Linked DNA regions of Homo sapiens: all the other regions are linked to region 1. The links are chromatin contacts, found by Hi-C or POLR2A ChIA-PET in ENCODE. All regions are on one chromosome and are shown on one strand. Each heading gives the region's core, a stretch centred on a gene start or an enhancer-like site at or near the end of the contact. The rest is flanking DNA. Distances are from core to core; before and after follow the strand shown.

Evidence for each region. Hi-C counts contacts between places; a loop is a spot of excess contacts on that map. ChIA-PET counts read pairs that join two places held with the same protein, here RNA polymerase II (POLR2A). Pooled maps may share reads with other maps.
Region 2: a map of CD8-positive, alpha-beta T cell shows a loop between it and region 1 (7-fold over the local background). The contact joins the enhancer-like site here to the promoter of ZBTB2 in region 1. A Hi-C loop is called at or near these places in 1 of 168 maps with a recorded cell type or tissue (CD8-positive, alpha-beta T cell) and 8 of 50 pooled maps. POLR2A ChIA-PET finds 5 or more read pairs at or near these places in 1 of 52 experiments (T-cell).
Region 3: a pooled map shows a loop between it and region 1 (13-fold over the local background). The contact joins the promoter of FBXO30 here to the promoter of ZBTB2 in region 1. A Hi-C loop is called at or near these places in 9 of 50 pooled maps. POLR2A ChIA-PET finds 5 or more read pairs at or near these places in 2 of 52 experiments (CD4-positive, alpha-beta memory T cell and T-cell).
Region 4: a pooled map shows a loop between it and region 1 (19-fold over the local background). The contact joins the promoter of SHPRH here to the promoter of ZBTB2 in region 1. A Hi-C loop is called at or near these places in 11 of 50 pooled maps.
Region 5: a loop to region 1 is called in a map with no recorded cell type, with 6 times the contacts of the local background. The contact joins the enhancer-like site here to the promoter of ZBTB2 in region 1. A Hi-C loop is called at or near these places in 2 of 37 single-sample maps with no recorded cell type and 7 of 50 pooled maps.

What each region holds. Positions count from the first base shown.
Region 1 is chr6:151,390,200-151,392,967 of GRCh38, reverse strand. It overlaps ZBTB2 (zinc finger and BTB domain containing 2), which reads left to right and starts at 1,409. Exons shown (of 3, transcript NM_020861.3): 1 at 1,409-1,548. It overlaps LOC124901232 (translation initiation factor IF-2-like), which reads right to left. Exons shown (of 3, transcript XM_047419613.1): 2 at 2,496-2,768; 3 at 1-2,263. The coding sequence ends at 1,364. RefSeq lists an enhancer at 524-1,396 and silencers at 1,378-1,437, 1,448-1,837, 1,918-2,768.
Region 2 is chr6:157,019,643-157,022,410 of GRCh38, reverse strand. The region is part of intron 4 of ARID1B (AT-rich interaction domain 1B); the gene reads right to left. Among named protein-coding and RNA genes, the nearest start is that of MIR4466, 240 kb to the right of the region's middle. RefSeq lists silencers at 136-225, 526-1,045. Within about 2 kb of position 1,375, at least 40 of the 41 ENCODE cell types and tissues checked have a DNase peak (open chromatin) inside an H3K27ac peak, as active enhancers do; they include CD8-positive, alpha-beta T cell, where a contact is called at or near this core.
Region 3 is chr6:145,813,446-145,816,213 of GRCh38, reverse strand. It overlaps FBXO30 (F-box protein 30), which reads left to right and starts at 1,419. Exons shown (of 3, transcript NM_032145.5): 1 at 1,419-1,611. The region is part of intron 1 of EPM2A-DT (EPM2A divergent transcript); the gene reads right to left. RefSeq lists enhancers at 329-398, 1,456-2,010 and a silencer at 1,239-1,778.
Region 4 is chr6:145,962,910-145,965,677 of GRCh38, reverse strand. It overlaps SHPRH (SNF2 histone linker PHD RING helicase), which reads left to right and starts at 1,320. Exons shown (of 30, transcript NM_001042683.3): 1 at 1,320-1,947. RefSeq lists enhancers at 844-893, 445-1,432, 1,344-1,563, 1,674-1,803.
Region 5 is chr6:156,696,998-156,699,765 of GRCh38, reverse strand. No RefSeq gene overlaps it. Among named protein-coding and RNA genes, the nearest start is that of ARID1B, 79 kb to the left of the region's middle. RefSeq lists enhancers at 675-914, 2,655-2,704. Within about 2 kb of position 1,350, at least 6 of the 41 ENCODE cell types and tissues checked have a DNase peak (open chromatin) inside an H3K27ac peak, as active enhancers do.

The DNA.
Region 1 (2,768 bases), core at 160-2,659:
AAGTTCAAAGCGAGTATACACTGAATCTATTATCCATTTGAGAGCCACTGAAGCTACACAGCTGCTTATTTTGTCTTCAAAGAAGGAATTAGTCATCAGTACCTGCAGGTATAACTGGATTTCTAAATCAAACTCAGATTTTTAGGAGGGACACTTCTATGTATTAAATTGTCTTAAGATGGTAAGCTTGCCTTAAATGATTTGTAAACTATGTGCCAGGCATTGTGCTAGTGGTCAGACTGTGTAAACCAAAATGGGTTAGACATCACAACCAAGTTAGCATGCCTTGAAACCAGAGTATCCTAGAAACTGCTGCCTCCACTTCCTTAGGAATAAAGCCATATCCTTTCTAAATCTCAAAAAATCCTAGATGTGTAAAGAAATCATTAAATTCTAGTCCTCAAAGGACTGTATTTCCCCAAAAAAGACACGGATTCTAGAAAAATGGCAACAACCAAAAAGTAAACTTTAAAATGTTAAAAATGACCATCAGGAAATTCTAACTTCCCTGCCATGTTTCCGTGTTTCAGGATCTCCCCGTTAAAAGATTTTCCACACCTCTAAATCTAACAGAATAGCCAACTCTGGAATCCATACCTCAAAGACCAAAACCTAACAGGAGAATAAACTGTTCTCTTAACAAACATGCGTTGCAGACTTTCATTTTTGGGGGGGCCAAAACTTCAAAAACGAAAATCGTTGCTGAAATAACCATGAAATTCAACCCTAACAGAAACATCTTACGCCGCTCAACTCATCTGCAAGGTAAAGGAAGCACCTCTGCCTCTGTGCACGCTACAGGAATCTGTACTTCAGCATGACTTTCAGTTACCATTGGTGACACAAAGATACTGCTGGTTTACAGTATCTCCCCGGTTCTAAAGGCCACTCCATTTCAAGTCTTAAAGATTAAAACAAACACGAAAAGTCAAGGGACAAGGGTAAAGGCCAAGAGATCTCAAGCAGAAGCCGGCAGAAGGATACGAGCAGTGGCTCTCCATCTCTACCCCGAGCATCTCAAGGACTTGTGCTACCTAAACACTTTATGTAAACAAGGGGCTTGTGACTCAGGCCTCCAGCCCCAATAGGTGGAGAGAAGTTTCCTCGCCTCGGCTGCACATGGTCTGCAGAAGTTTGGCTGGAGCAGAGCGCGGAGCCTGGGTGGGAGCGGCAGTGGAGTGCTGCAGGCGGCGGCGGCGGCGGCAGAGCAGCAGGAGGCGGAGGCGGGCGGGGGGAGGGGAGCGGCTGGGGGGGGGGCGGAGGGGGCTCTTGCCGCCACTGCTCTCTCGCCGCCTCTCCCCCCCGGCGGGAGCCGCTCGCAGCCTCTTTGCACTAGTCTCTCCGCTCTCTCGGTCATGTGACCTTAACGTAACCGGACAGGAAAAGCCCCGCCGCCGCCGCCGCCGCCGCGCCGGAGACACCGACCGCGGCGGCAGCAGCAGCAGCAGCAGCGAGAGGCAGAGGCGGCGGCGGCGGGGAGGACAGCACGGCCGAGGCTGCCCAGAGGCGCCTCCTCCACACCCCCCGCCGCAGCAGCACCGGCGACAGGTAAGCGCGCACCGCCTCCGCCTCCCGGGGCCGGTGCCCACGTGCCACCCCCAGCCCAGGGTCCGGGAAGGCGGTGGGGGGGCGGGGGCCACCGGAGCTCGCAAACGGTTCCGGCAGAGGCGGTGGCAACAAAGACGACGAATGACCCTCGTACCAGGGCTACGGGTGCAGGCAGGCGGAAGGCCCGGGCCACTCGGGGACCCGGTTCTGGGAAGCGAGGGCAGGGGCGCCTCGCGGGGGCGGCGGCGGCTGCGCCTGGCGCCGGGGCTCTGGCCGCTTGACAAAACCATCCCCCGGAGCCAGGCGGCGGCGAGTCGGCGGCGCCTCCATCCGGGGTTTTGTGGGAGGGGGAGGGGACGGAAGCCGAGAGGGCGGGCGGCGGATCGGAGGGAGGGTGGGAGGGAGGAAGGGGAGGGGGGCGATTCGCGTTCGGTTCCCCGTGGCCGGTCCCTCCCTTCCCGCCGCCACCGCGAAGTGCGCCCTGGGCGGCGGCGGCCGGTGAGCGTCCCGCGCTGGAGCCCTCAGAGGCGGGCCCGTCAGGTGCGTAATCCTTCCGACGCCTCGCCGCCGCCTCCTGCTGCTGCCGCCGCTGCTGCTTCGGCGGCAAGGCCGCGAGCTGCGGAAGTGGGTTTGGGGGAGGGGAGGGAGGAGGGAGGGGGAGGGGAGGGATCCGGTCCGACCGGAGCAGGCCCGGCCTCTCTGGCGCTTCTCCCAGCTGCAGCGGCTCCTACAGCTGCTGCCGCTACTGCTGCGGCTCCGCCTCCCGCTCGCGGGCGGGGGCGCGCACGCGCGCTTCCGGCCTCCTCGGGTCTCGCGCTGTCTCCGGCTCTCGCGCGCGCTCATCCCTCTCCCTCTCTCCCTGTCTGGGCCACCCCCGCCCCCGGCGCCGGGGCTGTTGCGCCGGCCGGGGCGTTGCGCACGGCGTAGGCGTCGGCATTGTGTTAAACTCCGCGGGACTTGGGGCGAGCGCGCGCGCGCACGCGGGACTGAGGGAAGCGGCGAGCGTGCAACGCGGCCGGAGTGCGTCGCCCCTCCCTCCCCCTCAGCCCCTCGGGGACGGGGACAGGGAGGGGGCGGGGCCGGCGAGACCGGAGGGGGCCAGAGGGCCCCGGCGCCGCGCCCCCGGCCCCGCCCCGGGGCGGGTGGGACGAGGTGGCTGTTGCGGCGCGCTCAGGCGGGCGGGGGACGCGTCGGCCTCTGTGGCGCCGCCCTTGTCGCCT
Region 2 (2,768 bases), core at 126-2,625, 5.6 Mb before region 1:
ACAGGCAGGAGATGAAACTTTACAAGCCTAGGCGTTTCTCGGCTTTTAAAAAATGCTGTGAGTTGGTTTTCCCAGCAAGGAAGGTTGATGAGCATGCACTTGGCTCCAAGAAGCAGCTATTACACAAATAGAATCCAAGTGCCTGGCTAAGCCGCCCAGCCTCGGTGCGTCGGGTAACAGCCAATGGCGGCGGCCTGCCAGCCTCGCCCCGCCCACCTCCCGCCGGCCCCGCCCCTCCACCTCGCCCCCTTCCGCGGCCCCGCCCCGCCTCCCCGCCCTGTTCTTGGCGGCCTGGGCTCCGCGGCCCTGCTGGCGTCCTTCGTCTGTAGTTCCTGGCTTTTCCACCGTCAGCCACTCGTTTTAATTACGCGAACGGGTTCCAACTCATCCAGCCTTTAAGTTTGGGTGGTGGTTTTGAGAGGGGGAAAGAGATGCACCAAAGGAAGTAGGGGAAAAATAAAACCTTAAGCGCTGGGCGCGCCACGCGGGACGCAGAGGTTAGGGGCGCGCGGCGAGGTAGCGGGGCGGCGGCGCGAGACGGCGCAGGGGAAACACTCGGTGCCTGCGTGAGTCTGGCCGCGCCGGCTCATGTGTACGCGAAGCTGTGTCAGCAGAAACTTTAGAAAACACGCTGTGCGAGCGGCCGCCGCCTCCCGCCTCCAGGAGGAGCCTGCGGGCGCGCGGGGCGGACGGTGCCTGCAGGCGGCGGCCGCGCTTGCCCGGAAAGGAATGTGGCTGCGGCCGGCGCCTCCTTCCGCGGGGTCCCACAAAGGCTCATCTGTGCGCGGCGCGGCGCCGTCGGAGGAGTCCGAGCCTGTTCAGTCAGGCTGAGGACGCGGTTGTTTTCGTCCCCCTGTCCCCGCCCCCACGAGCCTACGTGCGGGGTAGGGAGGGCGGCACCGGAACCCCCGCCCGGGTCGGGCCGAAAGGAGCGAGCGGGGCCTGCCGGCAGAGGCCGCCGGGCTGCTGTGTGACTCGGTCCCCTCCGCGCTCGCCGCCCTCATCCTCGCCCAGCGCCTCCGCGGCAGGGTTAATTCCGCCCGCTGCCTGGTGGTCCCACTCCCGGGGGATTCCGGGGTCCGTGGAATCACTGGTTCTCCCTTCGGAGGAGCTCGGCTTCTTCCGTGGGCGCGGGCGAGTCTCCCCGCTGTACCGCGGGGCCGGGGCTTGAATAAAACAAAAGAAACCAAGGCGAGGTGTGGACGCGCAGTGAGGACCGGAAAGCGAGGCCTGAGAGCTGGCGGCCTGAAAGCGGTCCTGCGTCCTTCACACCCTCTCTCTAAAATCCCCCTCTCTCAAGCGGGCCCTGACCAAGAGTAAAAGCGCAGCCGAGGAGGGAAGGACGCCGCCGCCGCGCAGGCATCCGGGCAGGGACGGGTGGGCGGGAGATTCCGGGCCGCTGTTCAGGGCAAGCGCTAAAAGTTTCCGGGTCCCCGAATTTCTCATTTCTTTATCGAATTCTGCAAAGAAGTAACGTTCCTTCGGCCATTAATATTGTAAGAATGTATCGTTTCTAGCCATAAGTTCCAGGTTACTTTTTGTAAGAAAATTAAGGACTCAAGTAGATCAGCCAAAGAAACCACGTACAGCATAAACTCACGTACCACTCCTTAAAAAAATAATTTATTGAGTTATGACCAAGAGTTATATAAGGGGAGAGGTAACAAATCTTTGGTGAGGAAAAAGCGATGGAAAAAATATTAGAGAAGCATAATTTTGAGGAAATTACATATAGTTTGAAACCACCACTGTTTAATATTTTGACTCGCGATCTGAGTAGGAGAAATGACCAAGCTAGGCTGTTGTTTATGTGATGCCATCTCATTCAGTTCTACCTACTATTTATAGCTCCAACAGCATCAGAAAGAAAAACACATGCCTAGTGGCTAAAGCATTCAAACACAACCCCTTATAAAAAAGTTAAAGTTTGGGTTAATTAAAAAAAATTAATTTCATATTAAATATATATTTTTAGGTTCCAATTTACAGTTATGTAGTTATATATTATCGCAATAAAAAGATCTGCCCATGGACTGGTTTTTGGTTTTGAGACATGTTTAAATTACATCCCTTACAGAGTGCTCAACTTGTATGGGGGTAAATGACTAACATGATGTTATCTACAAGGTTAAAAAGCAAGAATAAAGAACTAACTACATTTTAGGTCAGTTCTTCATCAGAGAAGGAATGTTAAAAATTTATTTCCATCCAATTTATTTTCTAAATATTATTAATTTTCTTAAATAAAACATTTCCTGAACGGCAAATTTGCTTGTTATGTCTATTCCCTCCTTCCTGAAATGACTTTCTCCTATCCCTCTAACAGCTTTGTCTTTTGCTACTTCTTCATCCTCCAAGTTGTGCCAATTTGTTTCACTTTTTATTTATCTTTGCTAAAAGAGAAAGGCAGGGGGCGAAAAAACCCTAAAGGACTTAAGATTTTCAGATGGTTCTAGCTCTAGAAACATAATGGCTGCATATGAAGGGGAAGACAGGAGTCGTCCAGATACACCCAGATTTTCTTTTGGCTTGGTGGGAAGAATGAATGGCATGGTTGTGTCCTCGGCAATTTGACATGCTTGTGGTATATCCGCGGAGGTGACCCGCTGGCAGCAGGAAATACAGGTCATGGCACAAGTTGCAGGAGACTAAAGAACATGGATTCGCAGGCAATTAGATGACAGTTGAGTGAGCGTGGATGACTGAGTTTTATCATAAAAAGGCATCACAAAGGACGATAGAGCCTAAAACAGAACCTTCAGGAGTAC
Region 3 (2,768 bases), core at 170-2,669, 5.6 Mb after region 1:
CACAGAATTTTAAAGCTGGAAAGGGCTCTAGAGATAATCTATTTTAGATCCTTTATAAGAGGACAGCTAAAGCAAAACAAAGGTCTGTGACTCAATCCAGGACAGTGAGCATTGAGCGGGGCTATAGTGTAGCAGCACCTACATCCTCTCCCACTGGGCCATCCTGCCTGTTTCCCCATCCTGACCATGTAGCTCTCTGGACAGTGGCTCTCAAGGTCTGAACCGAGGACCAGAGCCTGTCTACAGCCAAATCAGGCAAAATAAGGGGAACAGATAATTTTTCAAAAAGTTAATCATTTAAGGAATCAACCTTTACTCTGTAATCTAAGTTCCTAACTCAGTTTTTGTTTTGTTTTGTTTAATTTACGGATCTGAAAAACCCACAGGCTTTCTCTGTAGGATAGCAAATTATGTGTGAGCTCTCTTTCCCAAAGCACAACAGCAAGGGGTAAAGATGCAGCCACAAAAAGGATGACAACAGTGTTTTCCTGGCTCTGCCCCCATCCCCACTGCCAGGATTACAACCATCTTTCCTTTGTTGTAATTCTCTTGCGACGGGGTGGGCAGGAGTCCCCGACAGAGGGGTGGGGGCGGGTGAGCGGCTCCCAACACCCAGAGCTCGGAATCACTGTCCCTCGGCCGTAGACCAAGGCTTGGTGGTGGTAGCGGGGGCGTGGACATCCATCCATTCTTTGATACAGCCCTGTGGGATTTCTTTACTCCCCAGTCATATGTAAGGTACACTGCAAAAGCGGCTTCAAGTCCCCTCCCCAGCTAATTACCTTCGCGGAATGACGCCTCGGCCCCTCACAGAAGCAGACCCTGGTGGGCTGTCCCGTCCGGGCTCCAGAGAGGCTCCGCCGCCCGCCGGGATCCAGGGCTGAGCTCTCCCGGGGGGAGGTAAAACCCGACAGGGGATAACGGGTCACAGCACCGTCCTGGCACTAAGTCACGGGACTTGGGCACGCTGAGTTAGCCGGCGGGAAGGCCTGTGGCGGCAATCACCAAAGGTCGAGCAAGGGCGCACCCATTTCCTCCAAAAATGAGCTAAAGGGAAAGCAGTGCCCCAGAGTCAAGGGATCGGGGCTGCTGCTCCTTCGACTAGCGGCGCGAACAAGTCATGCTACTTGGGCCTGTTTCCTCAACTGTAAAATGAGGGGTCTAGGATTCCCTCTGGGAATGTACGATTCTAAAATCGAACAGGGTTTGGTAGCACCGCCGGGGCGGAGCCTTACGGGGCGCCGCGGGAATCCAACGACAGGACTCGCCACAGTGGGAGCTCTCTCCAGACCCTACTCTAGCCACGACGCTGCGGGGTCAGAGGGCGGCGTGCGCGTCCCCGCCGGGACTGCGTGCGCGTCCCCGCCCAGCTGTCGGCAGAAGCCGGGCCGGGTGGGCGGGGCGCAGCGGGGCGGGGCGCGCGAGGAGGGTGGCTGCCTCTGGAGCAGGCCGGGAGAAGAGAAAAGGCGGCGGCCCGGCTGGGGAAGAGGGGCGGAGGAGGCGGTTCGGACGGCTGTGTGGGGTACGGAGCGTCGCCGGGACAGAGCGGAGCAGCTGGGCACGGCGTCCAGGGCAGCTAGGGCCTGGGCCGCGGTTCGGCCGCGCCGGCCGGTGAGTGACGGGAGGCCCGCAGGGGAGGCCGGCGCCGTCCGCGCTGCGGCGGGGACGAAGGCAGCGGCCGGGCAGTTTGAGGCCGCGGCCGGGACCGAGGCGCTGGCGCTGGCGGCCGTGGGGTTGACGGGCCCGGCCTGGAGCAGAGGAAAGGCGGCTGACCCCGGTCCATGCGCGTCCCGGGTCGGCCGTCCGGGCGCCCTGAGAGGGCGTCCGCCGCGCTCGTGTCCTCGCCGGGCCGCATGCCGGGCCAGCCGTTGAGGTCAGCAAATGGCGACTTAAGCCTCGAGGGCACCGACCTCCGTGTCCCCCCCAGTTTGTGTGTCTTTGTATTGGGAAGGGACGAAGGAGGAGTTAAACTTAGGGAACCCTAAGCTTCTCGTTCCGTCTGGTTTTTAGAAACTTGGGTTATTTGGGGACAAATGGCTTAAAGTAAGACTGGGGAGGCATCATCCACTGTCTGCACGGGATGAGCAAAGTTGGTAACTTTGCCATTCATGGAAGTGAGAGGATCTTAGCCTTAGCCTCGGTCCTTATTAAAGGGGAACTTCCTTATTTTGCAGACCTGAGGTTATTTGTGTTGTTCCAAGACCTGCGCCTTGGAACTCCTTTGCTTGGAAGGGGTTTATAGAGCGCGTGCTGAATTCAAAGTAATCTGCCAGTATGTTTTTAACGGGTATATTTGGGAGTATAGAGGCAAAGAGGCAAAACAGTATGTGTTTACCAATGTCCTAGTACTCCATTTCCCTCTCCCTTTCTCTTGTTTTTCTTATTGAGCCCTGTTGTAAGTCCCAGATAAAAGATGCTTGGGAACGAATTGACCTTTTATTCCATGATTACTTCGTTGACTCTGATCCAAGATGAAGTTATTTATGGGCATTCTGATATCGGTGTAGATTAATTTAAAATCTTTTAATACAAAATCCCAAACTTTTTAAATTTTAATTTCCATTTGCTAAATTTCAATACTGTTTGTTCTTTAGAGACCTATGGAAATTATATTAACAGGTTTTGCATTTGCTCATACTAAGGTTTTCCAAAGCAGTCCAATTGTTGACATGGCAAAAGGAAAAGAGTAGCATAAAATAAACCTTTAGGATTTTTCAGAGGGTTAGATTTCAATATGCGGTTTCCGCTGAATCACTCTTCTTCATGCT
Region 4 (2,768 bases), core at 71-2,570, 5.4 Mb after region 1:
GGCCTGAAGAGAGGAAGAGAGACAGGCGCCAATAGTGAAGCTTTCAGAACACACACAACATTTATTAAGTTTAGCATCTTCTATGAGCAGAGTTTGTAATGCTCCCAAAAAACTACAATAGTAACATCAAAGATAACTAATCATAGATCACCATAACAGATGAACAGCAAGTGAACACATGCTGCTTGAAAAATGATGCTGACAGACTTGCTTGAGTAAGGTTGCCAAAAAACTTCAATTTATAGGAAAACATATTATCTGCAAAGTACAATAAAGGGAAGCAAAATAAAAGGAGGCGGGGATTTGCTTATGGAAACAGCTTCGTATCTGTGATAAAGGAATATACTAAGTAAAATATGGACTACCCTGGACTGTCTAACACAACTACAACCGATATTCACTTGGACAAGAACTTAGTTCAAGTGCTTCTGTGGTCACACAACCCAAAAGGCCTCCACAGCAGAAAAGCTGCTATTAGGTACTCACTAACTAAGTACTGAGTCCCCAGTGTTTCCTGAGGGTTATTTCACAGGCTCCTGACCCTGAAGCCTCTCAGAGTTATTCCAACATTAAGGTCACTTCTATGAGGAAGAGGTGAGAGGAAAAAAGACCAATAGTGGAAGGCCAGCTTCAGCGCAACACATGTATTTAATAGTTTCTCTCATCTTTGAATATTTATTCACATTTCCCTTTAAAGTCTGTTTTTGAGGGGGAGAAGCTTTATTCGTACCTACTTAGTGGCTGCTTTATAGCAGTAAAATAGATGCTTTTGCAGAATTCTTTTCTGCTTTTCTTTTGTGAGACGGAGTCTCATTCTATCACCCAGTGGGGAGATGTCGGCTTACTCAATCTCTGCCTCGCAGGTTCAAGCATTCTCCTGCTTCAGCCTCCCGAGCAGCTGGGACTACAGGCGGGTACTACAGGCGCGCACCACAACGCCCGGCTAATTTTTGTATTTTTAGTAGAGACGGGGTTTCGCTATCTTGGCCAGGCTGTTCTCCAACTCCTGACCTCAGGAAATCCGCCCGCCTCGGCCTCCCAAAGTGGTGGGATTACAGGCGTGAGCCACCGCTCCTGGCCCCTGCCTTTTTATTAGAGATACAAATCACACACGCCCTTCGCTTCAAGGGGAGCCCCGCCCCCTACTTCGGGCATTCGGCCATCCTGTGTTCTCTAATGGCGTGGGGCAGAGCTATCGCGAGACTCCACTGTATCCTCAGCAAGTTTTTAACAGTGTGAACTTGCGCAGAAGAGACTCATGAAGCCAGCGCAGGAGAAAGGGGGCGGGGTGCTCTGACGAGCGCGTTCGCCTTGACCCCACGCTACAGCGCGCGCCCGGCAGCTAGGCGCTGTGGTTTCTGGGTCTCCCGGGGGACCCCTACACGTTCCGGCAAAAAGCGCTCGTGCCCACCTCAAGCCCATGTTCGGTGGGTGGCGAATGCGTGCCCGTGATCTGCTGGGTCTGTAGAGGAGCGCAGGCCTGGTGCAAACAGACTCAAGAGGCTCGGAGAACCAGCTTGGGTAGGCGCTTGGGTGATGGAAGGTCAGGGGTCAGAGGTCGGGAGGGAGGGAGGGAGGTGGTCTTTGGCCTCCGGGACCAGGGAGGGAGGACGCTGGTTGTCCTGGAGCCCGGGAAGCTCAAGGGCTGAGAGGGAGCCGCTGCGCGAGTCTTCCCCACCTCTTCCCGATCCCGGACTAGCGAACTTCGGACCACCACGTCCCTCCGGGGATAAAGTGGGGTCGTGGGAAAGGAGGCTGTGCTTCTCCTCATGCACTGGGGCCTGCGGTGTTTGTCTCGAGCGTCCAACACACTAGGATCCGGGAGTCCGTCGTCACGCTCCTTGGCCTCGCGGTCGCTTGTTTGCTCGGCCTGCTGGGAGCGATCCGGCGCTGACAGCCCCGCTCAGACTCCGGGAGCCGCTTGTGGGTCTTTCGGAAGATAACTGAGTGGGTACCGTGCGCCGCAGATCTACCCCCGGAGGCTGGAACTGGGTCGCCGCCTCCCTTCTTTGTGCGCGGCATTGTATTAGTAAAAGGGGAGGCAGAGGTTTCTCAGTCCCACTCAAAGTTCTCCGTTACCTTTGGAGCCAGATTAATTACATTCGAATTCAGAACCACTCTTTGACATTGTACAGTTTGACTGGTAGTTGCTATGTTTATGAACGAAGATAGGGTGTTATTTGATGATTAATAGTCACTGTATAATGATCAGTTAAATAATGACCAGGAAGCTTGTGCCCTTTTTCCAAGTAGTTTGACATTAGCACGAGGTAGAAATCCGAGATGTTTGATGCCTTCCAACTTGTACTTAAGGAACTTAAGGAACTTGGGGCTTTTTCTGAACAAAATAAGATAAAGTTATTACTGTTACTTTAAATTATTCCAGTGGGCATTAGTAGGAATGATGAAACTCTTGAATAGAAACGATCCATGATATCTCTACTGTCACAAAAAAGACTATTTAGTTTATGATTAGTAAACATGCTGGAGACAGAGCAGTCCTGAGCAGTATTGTAATGATTATGTCTGTGCTCGATAACCTGCACTTTCTAGAGCTTTAAAGGACCAGTTAACCAGTAAGCTGGCAATTGAGAATAAAATAGTTTACTTTTGAGAGATGCTCTTGTATATCCTCTTTGTCCACCCGAAAGGAGCTGGACTTACAGAATTATTAAAACAAAACTTTTATTATTAAGAGTTTAGGCCAGTAAGATTTAGGGGAAACAATTTGCTGGTGAAAAAGCTTCTTATGAGGGCATTTTTAAAGT
Region 5 (2,768 bases), core at 101-2,600, 5.3 Mb before region 1:
TTTAAAAACATTACAACCTTCATTTTATGTCACCCTCTTTTGGCAGATTTTGCCAGTGTATGTGTTTGTCAGACAAGGTGGCTTTTAGCAGCATTTCCCTTCAGCCATTTCTACAGAGTTGGGTGCTGACATTCAATAGATATTTATTGACAGACTATTTGAGCGCTACTTTGTTAAGACCCCATAACTCCTTATTTCAAGTTGACTGAACTTGACCTTATGGAGCATTTAAGACAGGCACTGACCAAAAAATGTATCTTTTCTGTGTCTCTTTCTATATTGTTTCCAAACAGAGACTGGTTGAGTCAGATATGTTTCTATGAGGCCATTTCCATCTACTAAATGGGGGGAATAGAACATTAAGTATGCAGTAAAATGCCTCTGTTTTTTAACATACAGTGTAGACGATTGAAAATAATGACTTACTTAATACGCTAATAGAGTCTCCGTGAATCATACTGTATACATAACGGTGATGAAAATGTTCAGGTTTGAAATTTCTCCCTTGCCAGAGAGGAAACCATGGGGGTGAGTCATGGTTTTAGTGATGACTGGCCTGGGGAAGTGAAATTGGAAAGCCACAGGTTAAAAAAGGAGTGAGGAGTGATTCCTTAACAGGAGTGCCATAGTCATAAACTCCAAGAAGGCAAGAGACAGTTCCTTATGCTGCTCACACCTAGGCAGGAACCTGCAGAAGAAGAGCTCCTGGCGGTTCACCTGCAGGAGAGAAATCCTGAAAGCCCAGGAAACCAAACAACATTTAAAGTCACCTATGGATTGGGAAAAGAAACAGGACTTCTTGCTGGGGGAAGAGCGATAAATGACTGCCTGTAAAGGGGAACACAACTGAATGCAGTCACTCAAGTGAACGAAATTCATTTAAGAGCAATTGGATTAGAGATGGAGATTTACATGGATGACTTTAAAGAAGAGAAGTGTGCAAGAGACAGGAAAGATGCACATCAGTCATTTGCTACAAAACTGTAAACAGCATTGTTAAGTGGGAAAATGGGCCACTAAATTGTAATTAAACTATGACGATAATGTTGTAAAATGTGTGCTATGGGCAAAGACTGATTGGGATTACATAGAAATTAACCTAGTTACTGTGCTCTTGGTAAAGTATTGATGTTATTTGTTTTCCATTGTTAAATTTTGTGGTGTGAACATGAGGGTGGGGGTGGGGAGAGACTATATATAGAGAGTTTAGTGTTAAGACCATGGCACGAGGAACCAGGAAGCCGTCTTTAAGTTTCACACGGCCACGCCAGCTGCGATTGTAACCTCTCTTGAGTCTCAGTGTCCATATATAGAAAGTGAGAATAAGAACACCTGCCCTGCACTAATGGGGTAGTGAAAGCACTTTGTAAATTTGAAAGTATTGTAGGAGATTTTTTTAAGGAATGAAGGTCTGGGTGCTATCTAGATGAGAGACTTAGGAAGTCCAGACCTCAAAAAGTTACACTGACTCTCTTTTCTTAGCAGTCACTGCGGAAGCTGGAGAACATGTGTTATCTCATTTAATTTTACAGTAAAACAAATTACAAACACTTATTGGGCATCTACTAATTGTTTCACTAACCAGGTTTTCCAATACCATTTATAGAACAATCTTCTTGTCCTCCATTGATCTGAAATGCTCCTTTTATCACACACCTGAGTTTATATTTGAACTGCTGTTTTACTGCTCACCGTTCTGTTTTAATTGTTGTAGATTGGTGACTTTTTTAATCTGGTAGGGTAACTTTTTATAGCTGTTGTTTTTTAAAAATAGGATCCAGGGCAGAGAGGGAGCTATTAAGGAAGATAACCAAGCTTGGACTCAAGGGAGTAACTAACCAGCCCAAAGGCACGTTGCAGTGTAGCAGATTCTTAGAAGACATTCTGGAATCAGAGGAAGCTTACTTCAAATCCTGGTGTATGATTTATCATCCACATGACCCAACGTATATCACTTAATTTCTTTAATCTCTTTCCTCATCTGCAAATTGAAGACAATATCAGCTACCTTGAAGTGTCCTGATGTGGATTAAAGTACAAAATGGATGTCAGTTTCTCTAGGACCATGCCTGGCACCCAGCTGTCACATCCTTCCCTTCCTTTGAAAGCGTTCCTACTGGTAGGGACATGGCTTCCCTTTCTTAGGTTTTCTTACATCTGCAAAAAAGGAAGAAGAACAAAGAATGCTCACAGCATTCTGCAGGCTTGTTTCACTGAACGGAGATAGATACATGGTAACTGTCTAGGGGATTTCAGCTGTGCATGTGTATTCTCTCCTCCCTGAACATGGCAGAGCAGAAGATACTGCATGCCATAGAATTCATGAAGGGCTCTGTCATTATCCAGCCATGAACATGGGATGTCAAACCAGGTAGGAGTGCTTGGCGGTACATTCCCCTTGAGGGGAAGTGAAAGGGGAAATTGCCCTGGGCCGTGAGAACTGGCTAGGGAACAGGTGCAGAGTGATGGGGCCTCTCTTCTCTGCCAAGTTTGGACTTTAAGTGATTTTGGGGGCAGAACTCACATTGATGACCTCCCTTTTTGTAGTTTCTTAGAGATTATTGAGTAATATTTAAAAATATTTGATGATTAGAGTGAAGACACGTCACATTGGGCCCCAGAGCAATCTTCCACCTCCAGGAGTGGCCAGGATGACTTTGGAGGGACACCTCTGTCATCTTTTCTCCCTAAGTGATGGATGGATAGAGTCTGATCATAATTAATTTTAATAGAGACCTGATGTGCTGTGAGAGAATCTTGGCCATTCA